Regions from separate parts of the Homo sapiens genome. Here region 2 is linked to region 1. Evidence: read pairs that join two places in POLR2A ChIA-PET (ENCODE). Cell type or tissue: PC-9. All regions are shown on one strand. Region 1 overlaps FGGY (FGGY carbohydrate kinase domain containing). Region 2 has its middle 4.6 kb from the start of HSD52.

Region 1 (2,500 bases):
AGAATAGGAAGGCTAGTCTTGTGAGCCCAGCTCCCAGCAGTCCTTGCTTTAGCCCATCTGAAAAGGATCTGTCTTTAAAAGCAAGGAGCCAGAAAAAATAATTCATACTAAAAACAAACTCTGTCATGAGTCATTTGACTTTGCTTTCCCCTGAACACATAGTTTATGTCTTGGGTGAGCTAAGGCTAAAGGAACATCTGATATGTTTTAGGCTAGCAGAGCCATTATTTAAGGAACTTCACATCCAATGTGCGCCCATTGGACCCTATGGTTTAAATCAAGTCTTCTGCTTATGGGGCCTGACAATTTGTTATTCTTGTTGTAGTTGTATTGGAGTGTGATTGTGTACATGTTTTATCAAGATGACAAGAATCACTCTGGTTCATGATTCAAAAGTTCTCAGGCTGTTGAACTAGCCTATGCAGTAGTTACTCTGAGTATGTGCGCTAGACAGGAATGTGTATATGTGCGCACATGTTCAGATGTGTGAGCACTTACAGAAAGAGAAGAGAATGAGAGAAAGGCGGATTCCAGCTGAGCATCTTACCATTCCTATCAGCAGAAGAGCGACCCAGCCCTGGGGCTGGGTCAGAGGATTTCTCAATCCTGGGAGAACAGCAGATAACCCCGAGCACAAAGCAAGTGTTTCTGTCTCTGTTGCCAACTTGCTTTTCTTTAGATCATTGAAAAATGACAGGAATACACTTACTCTGTAAAAGCACGAACAATGTAGGAATATATAGAGTAAAAGCAAAAGGCACAAACCTCTCCTGATCCCAAAAGTAATCACTATTATGCGTTTTGTATGTCTGTCTTACATTTTTTATGTATTCACAGACATATATATACACATATATATCATATAGTAGAGATTGTATAATAGAATACTATACTGTTTAAATAGTAGAGGATGAAAAAGAGATAACTTTTTTTATCTACAAGATACTTTGGAATATATTAATACATATAAAGCTGCCCCATGTCTATTACATGCTGACAGTAATTCCAGAATCTGCATATATAAAAAACTGTTTAACCAATGTGTTGATAGACCTTTAGGTAGTTTCTAGTGTTTAGCTGTTACAGAGACACAAAGATTATTGTTGGTGTAGTTCTTTATATACAAATATGAGGACTTCTTTTAGAGAAATACAAAAAAAAAGTGGAATTTCTAGTGGAAGGATTTGTGCATTTAAAATTTTGTTAGCTGTGGCCAAAATGTCCTCCAAAAAAGCTGTCCCAATTCGTATTCCTGCCAATGATGTCCCTGTGCCTTTGCCAATGCTGGATATTGTCAGTTGTTTAATATTTTTTGCCAATTTTCGGGCAGAAAATGACTGCTCATTGTTCTTTTCCTTTGCCTTTCCCCATTACTAGTAAGAATGAACATTCTCTTTATACCCATCAAGTACTTTTCTGTTAATGGCCTATTAATATCTTTTCTTCATTTTCCTATAGGGTTGTTTGTCCTTTCCTCATTGATTTAGAGGAGTTCTTTATCTGCTCTACATACCAATTCTTTATCTATCATTACATACTGAAGACATTCTTATAGTATGTCCCTTCTTATCTACCTTTGCTTACAATATCTGGTACCGGAGTTTTAAAACTTCATAAACTTTTATCTGTGAATCTCTTTATGACATCAGAATTTCTTGGAAATGTTCCCTTTAAACTATTTCTTTACTTGAAGCTGTGTTTTTCAGACTGATAATGTTTTAGACTTTTATGTGCCCAAGAGTAAACTTTTATGTGCCCAAGAGTTTTAGACTTTTATGTGCGCAGTAAGGACTGAGGAGGTGAGTGTTTTACCAAGGGCAAAGCTGAGATCAGAACATACCAGGCTGGCAGGTCCCTGTGTTTGTTAAAGACATTCTTAGTAATTTTATCATTAATTATGGGGAAATTCTAAAACTCCATTGGGATCAGCCACAGGCAAATGAGATGCTGCAAGAAGCTGGATACTGAGCATGCAGCCTGAAGTCATCTGAGCGTTGGATCATAACCAGCTTCCTCTACTTACCACTTGACTTTGAGACATAACTTTGCTTCTCTGAGCCTTAGTTTATTTCTCTGTAGAATGGAGCTAATCACAACTTCAAATGACTATTGTGAGGTTTCACATTTCCCATGTTTCAGCACTTGGTATCTGCTCAATACATGTTTGCTTTTGCCTTTTCTGGTTAAAGACCTTTTTTCCCCTGGACCTTTGAATGCAACTGGTCATCTAAAACTATTGACTTCCATCTCTTCTGAGGATTTTTGTAGCCAAATGGTGGAGGCATATCTAGCTTGAGAGTCTGAGGCAATTTCCTGATGATACATCTCAGTGGGCCTAAAGGAAACGAAACACCTACACCATTGCTCAATGCTGGAAAATTCTCCACAGTGGCCGACCCCTTTAGGAGGAGGGAAGCCAGGGCTCTGGGGAACAGCTCCTGTCTACGTGGGTGGAGAGTTCTTTCTTCAAGCATTGTGGATCGTAAACTCACTGAGCCTC
Region 2 (2,500 bases), 550 kb before region 1:
AACTCTTAATTTTATTGCCACTTATCTACTTTTGACCATATATTGAGGATTCCCCCCCACCTTCCACCACCAGTGGAACTGGGGAATAAAACAACAAAGATTGAAGATGTAATGGAGAAAAGAGTGGAAACAACCCAAGACAGTGATGAAGGGGAATCTCATGAAATCATCTGTGTTGCAAATCTAGAGAGGTATGATGTACCACAGTGGAGTAACTGGATGGATGGAATTCACCTAAAAGGAGATATTCAGGGAAAAACAAAACAAACAAAAAACAAAAACAAAAACAAAAAACGCTCAAACTATTACACTAGGTTATATATATACATATATATTTTTTTTCTTTTTCTCTTCCTATTTTCCTTTTCCATTTTACGTGTTTCAAATTTACAAATAAAAATTGTAGATATTAAAAAAAAAAAGAAAGAAAGGCCCTTGGGGAAAACTGTAAAACTTGCCACTTTAGTCTCCACACCCTTTCAGCCTTCTTCAGCCTTCTTCCAGAAAGCCCTCTCTTGTGCCATGTTGGTTCCTGGAATTTTCTTCTCTCTCTAGTTCTCATAGATGAAGTAGTTCCCAACCACAGTCTATGAATTTTGCTGCTTGTTGAAGAGGAATGCCAGACACCTAAAAAGGGTTGGCACTTGCAGCTCAGCAATCTCAAAGCTCTCCATAGAGTTAAAAGCACTCTGCTACAGGGCTTTTTCCATTACATCCTTAATGTCCATTAATGCATTTTCCCCACTAGACCCCTGAATGTTATGGGCAGATATAGCCCATGTCTATCTCTGGATCTGAGCCCTTAGCAATCAGCTGCACACACAGTAGGTGTGGCTAAACCTGTGCTAAATGCATATGTGAATGCATGATGCATAAGTGACTGTGATTGCTTCCCCACCAAAATGCACAGAAGACTGACAGATGTGTGCGGTGAGAAGCTAGAATGGGAGGAGGTTGGTTGCTTGTTTAAAAATGAAACTGAACAGGCTGAGAAGCTTACTCACGCATCTGCTTTCCTTCAGTGTCCTCTGGGGAGGAAGGGGAGGGAGAGGGGGAGTTGGGAGCCTAGGAGGGCTGACAAGGTGCCCTCTTCAGCACTGAGTCAGCAACACCCGGCCCTGTGGACACAGGATGATCCTGATTTCAGGGGCTGAGTCACATGAATAACTGGAATAGTTGTTTAGATCATAATGAATTCCCAGAACCTTTCCAAGCCAACCAGCAGGCACAGGCTCTCTCCCTACCCGCAGCACTTTCCAGCTTTGTGACTTAGCGGAAAGAAAGAGGCCGAGCCTGGATCCTGGGAGAGGACAGGCTGCAAGGGAGTAGGGCACAGGGATCCTCACCGCTTCCATTGCCAAGCACTGCAGGTTGTTTCTGGACCTTTTTGTGTTTCAAGGAAGATGCTGAAAGAGACTGGCATTGCAGGCATGAATCCTGCACAGAGTGCACAGCTGTTGTGTTGCCGGGCAAATGTATGGGCCAGGGCCCTGGCACCTTACAGTGAGTGGTTAGGGTGTCAGTGATACTAAATGCCCTGGGAGTCCAGGAAAATATCCTCTGTGAAATGTCATTAGAGGTCTGTGTACCTTGGATGAAACAAGATATCTAAACTCTAGCCCTAGAAGAAACTGTATATGAGAGGGGGACGGCTAGCCTCCAAGGGATTTGGGAATGATGCATGATTCTACAGGTTGCATCTTCTAAGCTGCAAGTCAAGAGCTCAGCATCTCCCAGAAATGCCTGTTCTGAGCTCCATGGAAGTCCTACGTGAGTGCCTTGTCCAAAATATTGGCTCAGTTCAAAGTTTATGTCTCAGTGTTTCCTTCCTGAGAGTATCCAAAGAAGATCTCAGCCTTCTGTGATTTTGCTCTCCCCTCCTTGATATCACATCCACTATGAATGTCTCACCCAGGCCAGTGAACAGACCCTATTGCCACATTATTCATGTTTATGTTTGCTCTAGGGCAGTGGTTATCAAGCTTGAGCACACATCAGAATCATCTGGAAGACTTATTAACACAGATTTCTGGGTCCCACTCCCAGAGTTTCTGATTTAGTAGGTCTGGGATAGGCCCTACATTCCCAATAATACCCAGGAGATGCTGATTCTGCTGGCTCCAGGATCACACTTTGAGAACCCCTGCTCTAAAGCAATGTTCACAAGTGTATTTTTAGATCAAAGACCCATTGGAGAATCTGTCGAAAAGCTTTTCTACCACTTCCCAGTAAATAATACACAAATGCTAAAAAATCATTAAAATTTCTTTACAATTTCAGGGTTCACTAGATTTGCAGAAATTCATCCATGAACTTCTGGGTTAAAAATGAAAACTTCTGATTCTGGCCCAAACCAGAATTAATAAGTGGGATGAAGATTCATAAGGTATAGGAAAGCAGATTTTAACATTAATCAGAGGAACTGATTGAGCAAAGTAAGCATTTGTTTTGTAAAACTAGACTACCTGGTTTCAAATCCTGGTTCTGCCATTTGCCAGCT

The links. ChIA-PET counts read pairs that join two places held together with the same protein. Peaks named below come from ENCODE experiments on the same cell type or tissue, not always from the same donor. Only the 100,000 strongest peaks of a DNase experiment are listed, where the experiment ranks them.
Region 2: POLR2A ChIA-PET joins it to region 1 with 12 read pairs; 4 of 35 experiments call an interaction of 5 or more read pairs at or near these places.

The regions. Positions count from the first base shown.
Region 1 is chr1:59,703,643-59,706,142 of GRCh38, forward strand. The region is part of intron 14 of FGGY (FGGY carbohydrate kinase domain containing); the gene reads left to right. Among named protein-coding and RNA genes, the nearest start is that of MIR4711, 28 kb to the right of the region's middle. In PC-9, no CTCF peak of the experiment used is centred here; no DNase peak of the experiment used is centred here.
Region 2 is chr1:59,150,120-59,152,619 of GRCh38, forward strand. No RefSeq gene overlaps it. Among named protein-coding and RNA genes, the nearest start is that of HSD52, 4.6 kb to the left of the region's middle. In PC-9, no CTCF peak of the experiment used is centred here; a DNase peak (open chromatin) is centred at 1,122; H3K4me3 peaks cover 1,075 bases; H3K27ac peaks cover 2,500 bases.